Linked DNA regions of Homo sapiens: region 2 is linked to region 1. Evidence: chromatin loops called from intact Hi-C (ENCODE). Cell type or tissue: endothelial cell of umbilical vein. All regions are shown on one strand. Each heading gives the region's core, and the rest is flanking DNA. Links, peaks and the distances in the headings are about the cores only.

Evidence for each region. A loop is a pair of places that touch in the nucleus more often than their neighbours do. Peaks named below come from ENCODE experiments on the same cell type or tissue, not always from the same donor. Only the 100,000 strongest peaks of a DNase experiment are listed, where the experiment ranks them.
Region 2: a loop joins it to region 1, with 4 times the contacts of the local background. A loop is called at or near these places in 4 of 110 quality-filtered maps.

The regions. Positions count from the first base shown.
Region 1 is chr4:138,908,409-138,914,418 of GRCh38, reverse strand. All of the region lies in intron 2 of LOC105377448 (a long non-coding RNA gene), which reads left to right. Among named protein-coding and RNA genes, the nearest start is that of NOCT, 100 kb to the left of the region's middle. RefSeq lists an enhancer at 3,079-3,660. In endothelial cell of umbilical vein, for the core only: no CTCF peak of the experiment used is centred there; a DNase peak (open chromatin) is centred at 3,308; H3K27ac peaks cover 1,785 bases.
Region 2 is chr4:138,175,643-138,181,652 of GRCh38, reverse strand. It overlaps SLC7A11 (solute carrier family 7 member 11), which reads left to right. Exons shown (of 12, transcript NM_014331.4): 10 at 863-1,012; 11 at 2,259-2,436. SLC7A11-AS1 (SLC7A11 antisense RNA 1) reads right to left here. Exons shown (of 7, transcript NR_038380.1): 7 at 3,476-5,992. Among named protein-coding and RNA genes, the nearest start is that of LINC00616, 48 kb to the right of the region's middle. In endothelial cell of umbilical vein, for the core only: no CTCF peak of the experiment used is centred there; a DNase peak (open chromatin) is centred at 2,852; H3K27ac peaks cover 1,638 bases.

The DNA.
Region 1 (6,010 bases), core at 1,906-4,405:
AGAAAGGTATTAGCAATACCTATTTAAATTGCAAACACACGTATCATTATTTATTTATTTATTTATTTTGAGATGGGGTCTTGCTTTGTCACCCAGGCTGGAGTGCATTGGCAGGATCATGGCTCACTGCAGCTTCAACCTCTCGGGCTCAAGCAATCCTTCTGCCTCAGCCTCCCAAGTACCTGGGACTAAAGGTGCATGCCACCACTCCTGGCTAGTTTTTTGTTTTTGTAGAGATAGGGTCTCACCATGTTGCCCAGGCTGGTCTCAAATTCTTGGGCTCACACAGTTTGCCTTCCTTGGCCCCTGAAAGTGCTGGGATTACAGGTGTGAACCACCCCACCTGGCCACAAACACATATATCTTTTGATCTAGCAATCCACTTTTAGAATTTTACCATACAGATATATACTGGCACACATGTAAAATGGTATATGTTCAAAGTTATTCATTGTACCATTATTTTTAGTGGAAAAGATTAGAAGCAATCCAATTATCCATTAATATGGAACTGCTTAAATAAATTACAGTGGAATGCTAAACTATACTCTTGCAATACAAAAAAATGGCCTGGCGTGGTGGCGGGTGCCTGTAGTCCCAGCTACTCGGGAAGCTGAGGCAGGATAATCGCTTGAACCTGGGAGGTGGAGGTTTCCGTGAGCCGAGATTGCACCACTGCACTCCAGCCTGGGTGACAGAGTGAGACTTCGTCTCAAAAAGGAAAAAAAAAACAAAGGAAGGTCTCTATGCATTGGTATGGAAAGACTGACAAGTCTTTGGTTAAATGGCAAATGGAAAAAGAAAAGCCCAAGGTGCCGAACAGTATGTAGAGTGCATTACCTTTTGTGAAAAACAAGAAGGAAAAATATGTATGTTCACATGTGCGTGTATTTGCATAAAGGAACTCTGAAGGATACCTTACAAATCCAATAAAGAGTATAGAGAGCTGGTGGAGGACAGGATGGGAATAAGATGTTTCACTCTGAACCTCTGCAGACTGTTTGATTTTTTTGAAACCTGTAAATGTTTTACCTATTCAAAAAATTTTTAAAAAATTCTGAACCTTTCAAATGCGTTTCCCTCTTGCCTGTCTGGGAAGTGGTGGATGAAACACTGTAGGCTCCTTTATCATTTATGTAGCGCTTGTGCTGTCTCTTGCCTTAGGCTGGAGGGGACAGCTTGCTGTAATGGTAAAGAGTGTGCCTGGAATTTGGAGTCAGTCAAACCTGGATTCCAATTTCAGCTCCATCACTTGCTAGCTGTGTGACCCAGGGCGAGCTATGTCACCTCTCTGAACTCTGTCCATTTACAGGAGTGAAGAAAAAATCAGATGTTAGTAACATGCTTAGCACAGTGCATGGCAGTTACTAAGTACTCTTTAAATGATGGTTAATATCAAAGTACAAGGACCTAGATGTCAGGGGCTTTCTGCTTTGTTTTGATGTGTTTTTTTTTTTTTTTTCTCCCACCAGCTCAGTCTTGGGAGTGCTTTGTGTAAAGTCAAACAGAGGGCTGCCATGAACATGAGATGATGTGGATGGTGACATATTTATTTCCTGAGAGATTGCAGGGAGATAAGTTTTTAGAGTTCTTGCTTTTAACCCATAACTAGGAAGAGTAAGTTCTTACCTAGTCCTGGAAAACAAGGGCAGAAACTGTTGCCTGGTTTCCACCTCAAGGCTTGACCTACCTTGGTTTCCAGCACGGTCAGGTAGCAGCAGGACAGCGACCATGAAACCAAGGGCCCCTGGAGGCTGGGCTCCCTGCCAGGACTCAGGAGGAGTGGGCCAGAGGCTGAGCAGCCTGAGTCTCCGGTGCTTTCCACCACACTACAGATGCTTCTTTCCATTCTGCTGCTGGAGCCCTGAGAGGATCGTTAATTCAACAAATAATTATGAGTACTTACAATGTTCCCGGCAACTGGCTATGATTCTAGAGAAACAAAGACCAGTGAAATCTGGTTTTAAAATCATAGCTAAGACCGGTTCTTAGTACACTTGCCCTTTGTTTACTGTGCAGGTTTAAAGATGTGAGTTTCCTTAACTCCTTCCATTGTAGATTTATTCTCCTACCCTTTTCAATTTTGTCATTTAGGTCTAGCTGAGACCATAATATTTTTTGGCTTATCTAAAAGAAAGACATTTAGTCCCGTTAACCTGAAAGTCCAAAGGCACTGATATTCAGCCAGTGAAGACTTTGGTTACACAGGGTGCATTTAGCTTAATCCATAAAAGAGAAGTAATATTATAGCAGCCACATCCCAGAACAGGGAGGGTGGAGGTGGCCAGTGTATTTGCATTAAACCCTCTGTGTTTACACAGGGTTGGGAACAAGAAATATCTAGACTAGTGGATGAGTTCGTGACGTTTTGGCAAACATAAAACTTAATGTTACCTCCCATTTTTCCCATGTATCAGCTTGAGACGATGATGATAGAGGATGGCATAAAAATAATGAAGAATCTTTAGAGGATTTATTTCTTTAACACTGAAAACACCATTGAGGTGCTTTGATATTGTAATATCAAGAAATTGCTAGGCTTCCTTATTGGCTGAGAACTCGGCTTCCTATTCTGAGACAACTAATTCAGTTTCTATCCAATAGATGAAAACTGAAATTAAAGTGAATTAGACCTATTACATACTACGTGATTAATACATAAGGCTGGGACCAGGTCTTCTTTTGTCTTAGTAGGGAGTAGTAGCTGTATGCCCAGCAAATAATGGATCTGAACAATGTATCACCCCCCATTTCAAACCCTCTCTAGCGGTCTCCAGTGCAAGGGGTGGAGGTGTTGGCTCCCTGCAGGTATAAACACACAGGCATGGGGCATAACGTTCCAAATCAGTGACCAGCATGTCAGAGACCCTTCTGTATCCGTGCAGCACTGAGGTGGAAGAGGAGCCAGGGCTTCAGTGAGTTCTGGGCAGCTGAGAATAACAGCACCTCACTCCCACCCCTCACTTGGCCTGTGCAGGGGCTCTCTCCACATTTTATCGGCGTTCTGAATGCACTGCATGTGTTTCCAATGCTCTGGGAAATGGAGTAGAGACCCAGAGCTCTAGCCTTGGAGGGATGGCTGAGTTTAGCCAGGTGCTGTGCTTGAAGGCGCTGTTAGTTTCCAGCCACCTCCTGAAATGTGTCCGTCCTCACCTCCGCCGCTGACTCACAAAGGGCAGAGCCTGCCATGAGATCCCAGGCTCAGTACTTGGGTTGTTCGTGTCATTTCCTGCAATGTTTATCCGTCCTCTCCGTGTACTTTGCCAGCTAGAACAAAACAGTGCTGCTATGGAAACTGCAAACACCAGGCAATCCTGGCCCCGCCACTTGGCAGCCCAGCCGGGAGAGAGATAATGGCTTTTGTTGTTATCTATCGGATGCTGATGCTCAGTCGGTTGTACCCTTAGGCCCTAACTAGGGACACGCTGACACTGCACCTTAAGCTCTCTTTTGTAAACTTCCTCTGCCTGTGATGCAGGCCTGAGATAACCAGTCCAGCTAGGGCGCCGGCTCATTATCCTGATGACAACCTGGGGCTTTATACTTTCCTGACAGCTTCTGTAGGTTCTTCACTCCTAGGTGACCCAGAACACTCAAAAAAGCCTGCTGAACTCTCCAACTTGCAGAGCCCAACTGATTGGCAAATCTTACAACCTGTTTTCCTTTCTTTTTTCCCCCCAGTGCTAATAAATACATTATCCCAGAGACAGCTGTGACTCATGCATTAAACCCAGACTGCAGCAGAGTGGTGGTAAGACTCACCCCGGCAGGTGCAGCCCACGGCACCCAGAATAGTGGCTATTTTTTTTTTTTTTGGGATGAATACAAATTACAGCCCTCTAAAAACACATTTAATACAAAACTCCAAAAGGTTATTAAAACCTCTCTGTTGGCTGCAACATTTAATAATAGGTCAATTTACTCTATCAAACATCAACAATAATAATGCTGGGAGAAGAGGAGCCTCGGAGACTGAATAATTGGATGCGGCAGCCTTTCAACCCTGGGTTGCCAGGTTAAATCAAACACAACCTGGCAGGAGTAGGTGTGGACAAACACAGCTGTGTTTAGAATGCGCTGATGTCTTGGTCTATTTTTCCAACATTTGTGCTTTGAAAAGAGCTTTCTGCTTGAAATGCAGCCTCTCTTGTGCTTTGGAGCTCACATGTGTGGTAGAAGAAAGTTATTCCATCTCAGTTTCTGAGATATCTCAGGCACTGACTTTCTTGTTCTCTTAAAGTAGTTTTTTTTTTTCTTAGTAACACCCATTTTCTCTGGTTTCAAACTGCTCTTTTCTGGAGGAGATAATCGCCAAAAAATCTTTTGACCCATTTGCTTGCAAATGGTAAGAAATGTTTGATATTCTTAAAGCTCTTGGCACATAAAGTAGGGTGATTTTCAAATTCTGTTTGATCCTTCTAAAAGCTAGCTAGCCTTGTTCTCAGAAAAATTGTGCAGGCACAAAAATACAGTTCTAATTTCTGACTATTATTTCACACTTGTAGGCTGTTGCTCACAGGAGTGTATGGATGAGAGAGAGAGGTGTGAGGCCATCATCATTAATGGTGCTCCCTTGCCTCAGAGAGGCAGCAGCAAGGGCAGTGCTGGTTAAGAATTTAATGGAGTCCTTGCATATGGTAATCAGAAGCTGGAGGTTGCCTGGGTGTAGCTAAGGGAGCCACAGTCAAAACGTAAGATGTATATGACTTATCAATGGGTTGGATTCTTATTTCCGGTGGCCAAGGGGGCGCAATTTGAATTTGCAGATAGGGGAGGATTGGTGATGAAGAAAAAGGACCACCCTGCATAATTACGTATTCACTTTCCTGTGAGAGAGGCAGTCTTGCAATCTACAGGGCAGGAGTTAAATAAATTATACACGGTTGGGGAAGATGATGCAAAATGGTAGGCCCACATAACATGGGCACGCCTACCAGGCAGCTCAGTTGTGTTTGGCATGTAAAGCTTTAAAAAAATTTTTATTTGAAGTACGTAGTTGCCACATTGTAAAACTTTGGAGAGTTTCTATAGATACTTAGATATTAATTTTTTTAAAAGGATTGCAAGATCTGGCCACACTGACCTGCAGCTTGCATGGTAACAGCTGGGGACACGGGGAAAGAGCTGCTTCCTTCAGACAAGGCATGGCTCAGCAAGTTTTCCATAGCTTTGTGCACAGTCTGTTTCAATACTGGCATTTTCTGTATGGCCGCTTCAGATGTTCATGTTTGTGACTCCTGGTCTGAGACTATTAGCTCTTTGGGTGTGTGTGTGTGTGTGTGTGTGTGTGTGTGTGTGTGTGTGTGTGATTTACCTGTGGGTAGCATTATGTGTGGGAGCTTTATGTGTGAACATATCCATAAAAGTGAGAAAAAAATAGAGAGTTTGGATATAGAATGCCAATGTTTTTCTCTATCTTGCTAGAGCTTAAAGTGCCGAAGTCACCACTCATTATTATGCCAAAGTCTCACTGTTCTCTTTGGGGCATTATTTAAGATGAATAATTCAGATTTAGTAAAATGTATAGCTAGAAGGAAGAATATAGATTTTGGAGTAAGCCTAACACCTGAGGGCAGGGTTTCTTGAAGGGTTAATGAAGACCCTTAGTCTGAGGTGATATTTGTCTGGGTAATTAAGGCTATGGTGTGGTCACAGATAGCCCTGGGACCTCAGGGGTGAAGCACTGTGAGGGTTTCCTCCTTGCTCACAATACAAACTCTGATGTAGAGTGGGCAGCACCTCTCCATCTTGTAGCAGTGCCTCCTAGAACATGTCACCTTCAAGGAACTGTGGTCAGAAAAGAGAGGGAGTGGACGCTGTCCTGCAGGGGATTTATGACCAGGCCTGGAAGTGGCAAACATCACTTCCAGTCATATCCCATTGCCCAGAACCCCATTGCATGGCCCTCACAATGCCTGCATGGAAGGCCGAGGATGGAGTCTTCTCATGTGCTTGGGAAGAGGAAAATGAAACAAGACTTGATATCATTGTCTGTGCCGCAGAAGTTAAA
Region 2 (6,010 bases), core at 1,649-4,148, 730 kb after region 1:
TTGTAACATTTCTCTCAACTGGAGTCTGTTGTCAGGAGCACCACAGAATGCACTGAACATTTTTTTTTCATGCATTTAATTTGTTTCAGAACGTTTCCTTGAAATTTCTTTTTAAAGTATGTGTACTCTCTGTGCAGAATCTGGATGTTAACGTCACTTGTGGGAACAGAATGTATTATTCCGTGAAGAGGGCTTTCATTTTAAGCCTCTGCTATCAGTCATGCTGTCCTTGGCATGTGCAGCTGCAGAGACTTGCTAAGCTGATCTCTGCGCTTCATTCTTCTCCGTGGTCTTGAGGGTCACACACGGCAAGCACACCAGGAGAGTAAATGTGGAGGAAAAAAGGTCAATGTTTTGCAATCAAGAGCCAACAGAATCACCTATGAGTGTCTGTGTTTCCTGGGTGTGGATAGCCAAGAGCTCACCGGAGAGCATTTGCAGAGCTTTCTGTAAATCTTCCAATTGGGCCTCTTTTACTGTTCATTATCGGTTATTTACTAATCATCTCAATCTTTGAGTCTTTCAATTTTGAGTCATTGAGTAACCTTTCTTTTACTCTTTGAAGACATACTATCTTCTCTCAAATGCAAAAGGAACTAAAAACACAACACAACATTCATATAGAATTCCACTTGAATAAAGTATAATGGCCATATCACTCTCATACTGTTACTGGTGTGTAAATGGATTATGACAACAGAATATAGAAAAGAGATTAGTCAAATCCAAGTTTTAACTATGATGATAATTTATCGGTATAAATAATTATTTGAAAAAGGTCGTAATGCATAGTGAGGTTTTTGTTGTTAATCATCTGTGTTTTCACTGAATTCACCAAGCTTGCTTCCCTTTCCCCCCTCAGCACCCTTTGACAATGATAATGCTCTTCTCTGGAGACCTCGACAGTCTTTTGAATTTCCTCAGTTTTGCCAGGTGGCTTTTTATTGGGCTGGCAGTTGCTGGGCTGATTTATCTTCGATACAAATGCCCAGATATGCATCGTCCTTTCAAGGTAACCTCAGCAATCTTGATGGGTTTACATAAATCTCTCTCCTAATACCTAGTCCTCCCTTTGTCATAACTTGCTGATGGGGAGGTTGGGCTGGGGGCAGCATCTGTGGAATAAAAATGTTTAACTCTTGCAGGCAGTGCTTTCCTGTTGGATTTATTTTAAGTTGGAAAAAAAACAGTGGATCCAATTTTTTATGTGATGGGCTTGAACTTTGTATGTCAAATTTTTGAAAAATGACTGTATGAATGAATGTTTGGTATGTTGATTTTTCATGAATGTGTTCAATGACCTGATATACTCAAAGTATGGGCTACTTCTGTCTGTCTTTATGCTAGAGTTGTGGACAGCCATGGTGAGGAGGAGTAAGGGAGATACTTTGTTAATGCCAATTCCAAAAAGGAATTTGCCTTTACAAAATAGGCATTTTAAGTACTTAAATGTTGTGACTTGTTACATTGCTCTTTCTCTATATTATACACTCCAAAAAGAATAGAAATGTAAAATATACAGGGAAAGAGAAGATCTACAAATTTACCACTTGATACCCATTTACCATAAGTAAGCATCTCCCTTTTGGAGGACTGGAGAAAAAGCTTGTCATCTTCTTCAGACTTGACTCATGGATTGATTTGACCTCACGATTTATTTGTTTTTAAGAAATGGCATAGATAAGGTTGTCAGTCATGTTGTCAGGATTTGTTTCTAGTAATATTCATTGCCTAATGCTGGTGGCATCTTTATTAGCGGTTGAATAGGAGTTGGCTTGTTTTATTCCTGTCAGTTATTATTGTGGATCTCAACAGAAAAATCAATATGCACTGAAAGACTTTAACATGTAACAAGCAGCCGGTGCTCTTGACTCCACATTAAAGTGGGTTCTAATCATAATTATCAAAGAGCCAGTCTTTTAAAATCAAAACCATAAATCATCATGGCATTTAACTAGTAAAATAATTCCAACAGAACATCTCTAATAAAGTATCCATTTTTGTCCTTAGAGTTTGTTCTAGCCAAAGATTTAAAAACAATTTAAATTAAGTTGAATTACATTTAAGGGAGTACGTTTAATACATTATCTGTGCACCATGAAAGAGATTTTGCTACTAAGGCACGTTGGTGCCTGTTACCTGGTCGCATGACTACAGCATATCACTAAAGTATATGTCATGACTGACACGCTCATCTCAAACCCAGCTTCTGTTGCTTGAACATGTTTGAAGTGACTTTTTTGTGTTCTGTGTTCCAGGTGCCACTGTTCATCCCAGCTTTGTTTTCCTTCACATGCCTCTTCATGGTTGCCCTTTCCCTCTATTCGGACCCATTTAGTACAGGGATTGGCTTCGTCATCACTCTGACTGGAGTCCCTGCGTATTATCTCTTTATTATATGGGACAAGAAACCCAGGTGGTTTAGAATAATGTCGGGTAAGAATTTTAAATACTTTCAGGACATTGTGCAACACCATGTAGAAAACCCATAAAGGTGTGCATACATAATATACTTAACATTTAAAAATGTAAGTGGCACAATTGATTTGAGAACATTATGGCATTTTAATTGGAACTGCTTTTTGGCAGGAAGGACATTTAGGGTACAGCCGTTGAATCCTTTTGGATATTAGTTTGGGCTGCTGTAATCACTTCTTAGGAGAAACAGCTTTGTTTTAGATGAAATTTTATCAGTAGTTCTCTAATCGACCTAATCTCTCTTTGAATCCTTTACTAACCTAATTATTTTCCTTCTAGTTTGAATGCAGTTTAGTGATTTTATATCATAATATGTAACTTGATGAGTGACACGAGATTTGTTGGGGAGTTAGGCAGTGGCCTGCAAATGCCTTAAACATTATGACTGTACGCTACCTTAAAAGGAAGGGTGACTCATGAAGGATTATAATAACAAGAACAATGGAGAGAACAATAGCAGCTTCCACATGTGAGTGCACATGTATGACTTCATTTAATTTTTTTTAAATTTTACTTTAAGTTCTGGAATAAACGTGCAGAACGTGCAGGTTTGTTACATAGGTATACATGTGCTATGGTGGGAATGTAAATTAGTTCAACCATTGTGGAAAAACAGTGTGGCAATTCTTCAAGAACCTAGAACCAGAAATATCATTTGACCCAGTAATCCCATTACTGGGTATATACCCAAAGGTTTATAAATCATTCTACTATAAAGACACATGCACACGTATGTTTATTGCAGCACTATTTACAATAGCAAAAACTTAGAACCAACCCAAATGCCCATCAATGATAGAATGGATAAGGAAAATGTGGCACATAAATATGATAGAATACTATGCAGCCATAAAAAAGAATGAGTTAATATCCTTTGCAGGGACATAGATGAAGCTGGAAGCCATTATTCTCAGCAAACTAACACAGGAACAGAAAAGCAAACAGCACATGTCCTCACTCATGAGTGGGAGTAGAACAATGAGGACACATGGACACAGGGAGAGGAACAAGACTTTATTTAATTCATATAATATCCTACTGAGGTAGGAAAATTATTATCCCCAGTTAATAGGCTTTGAATTATAGCATGAGAGAATTCAGGTCACTTGTTCCAAGTCATACAGATATAAAGTAGAATAGCTGAAAGTCAAACTCAGGCAGTTTTATATTTTAGGAGAATCACCCTGGGGGTTATGAGGATGGATTAAGATAGGTTGGGGCTGAAGACAGAATATTGACTTTGGTGGTTACTGCAGCAATCCTGATGAGAATTGAGGGGGATTCTGAAGACAGGCAGTATCAGCAGGGTCTGAGAGAAAGTGAAACATACTAAAAGGAAAAATCAGCAAGACTTGGTGACCAGTTAAACTGGGGGAGGAGAAAACATAGTAGATGACTAGGTAGGAAGGGTGCTTATGAATAGCCTGTGTTGAAAGCATATCTCTCTGTCAGAGGCTCTCCTGAGTCCTCTCCCCTACATGATCATCTCAAGCAATCCTCAACAAGGTTGATGTGTGAGGTGCTATTATTCCCAAGTCCAGATGAGAACACCAGAGCTCAGGAAAATGGAGAATTTATTTTTGAGTGTATGTATTTTAAACCATAGAACTAGGAATTGAACCCACATCTGCTGGACTTCTAAGTTCATGCTCTTTCTAGACTGGATCCCTTGTGGAAGTGGGGGGGGCGGAGAGAGAGAGAGAGAGAGGGAAAGAGAGAGACAGAGAGAGAGAGGGAGAGAGAGAGACAGAGAGAGAGAGAGAGATAGGTAGGTAACAAATATAGCCAGAAGGGCAGATCTATTCTCGCTGGTGAATGTGGTGAGTTTAGAACATAGCTTTCATACTTTTTCTTTGTTTTAATTTACTTACTTTACCATAATTAATTTTTTAAATTCCAGTTAAAAGTTTGGGGAGATTTCTGGTTAAATTATTAATAAATAATGCCAGTGTTACTAAAAAAACAAACAACCAAAAACCTTGATATGCATATTGAATCTCTAGTGTGCTGTGCAGACTCATTGAGAAGTCAGTCCTTTAAAGCAGAGTTTTATTAATACCTTTTATTAGCATTCAATTGGAATTTTGCATCTTTAGATCTTATACTAATATTTATATCTGGATTTTGTTTCCCCAAAGAAATGTTACTATACAAATGAGGTGCTTTATGGCTGACACAGGCACACTGATTGCCTTAACTGAGTATTTAATCTCTATTTCTTCTCAGATCACACTAGCTTTCTGTGGAATATTTTTAAGTTTTCTGTGTTCTAGACACTAAATATAGAGCCTGTTCTGAGGGAAAAGGGATCTTATTAAATACCATTTACCATTAGGGTTGCTTTATTCATTGCTAACATTTAGGATAGATTAGCACTCATCGCTGTGAAATCTGTCTGTCTCCCATACTAACCAAGACAGTTAAAACCCCTGAGCAGCACAGAAAATTAAGAGAATTGAGGAAGAAAGAGCTGGTGGTCCTAGAGTTAGACTAGAAGAAAGGGAGCATGATGAAAGAGCAAAGCCATTGTTCGATCCCACTTTAGCAGGCATTTTGTTCCTCCTGTTTGGAGTCAGCCAACTCTAATAGTTCTTTCCTCTTGCTAACAAGCACGTGTGTACTTTGTATTATTTCTTTGTCAGTTCATCTCAACAAGCGGTTTTCATGCTTGATCCTTCATTGATGTCTTTTGGTGTTCATGTAATTTTAAAGTTTGTTGCTATTTTTCTATCTCTAATGATGTTTTGAACATTTCCAAGGCCTCCAAATTTAGTGTTAGCCATTTGTGAAACTAGCAGCAATGGAGTAGTCCCATAATGGTTATTTGGTTCTCAAAAATGCCATTAAGTCTTACCAGGGAGCATGGCAATTCTGCTTTTAAACTGCGATCATTGTAACTCTTTATCTTTATAGCTGCCTTGAAAGTGAGTAGCAAAAAGCAACAGTCCTCCGTAATTTTGTTTGATTTTTCTCTGAGGCAGCATTCTTGTAGTAAAATAAAGAAAATTCATAATATTTATTGCTGCAATAGGAAGTATTTTCTTAGCCTTTGGCCAAAACAAAACACTCACACACAGACGCACAAACAACAAAATCCTGAAGCAGCGCCCTGTCCCTTCTCCCAACTACTCTATGATCATTTTGTTAGAGAGAAACTCAATGTGAACTTAGAGACCAAGAGCCTTTGCTTGGAGCAGTTTGTTCAATGATTTAATATCATGTTCTTTCATTAGGTAAAATTCCAAAACCTTTATATTATCATTTATTTTTACCCTGATAATGCATGAGTAGATCAGCCCTGTGAAAATGATAGTCTATCAAAATGCATTTTACCTAGGTTGTTTCCATGAAAAATGAGAGGTAACCAAATAGCACTCGGAAAATGGTGAAAGGCTGCTGAGAACTGACAGCCAGGGAATGTTCAGAATCCAAGGAGCTGAGATTTTCAGAGATTTGATAAATCTCTCCAGCCACAGGATGCCAGTATTGAACCACTTTTTGTTTGATAGCATTTCTAGGGAGAAAAGAAAAC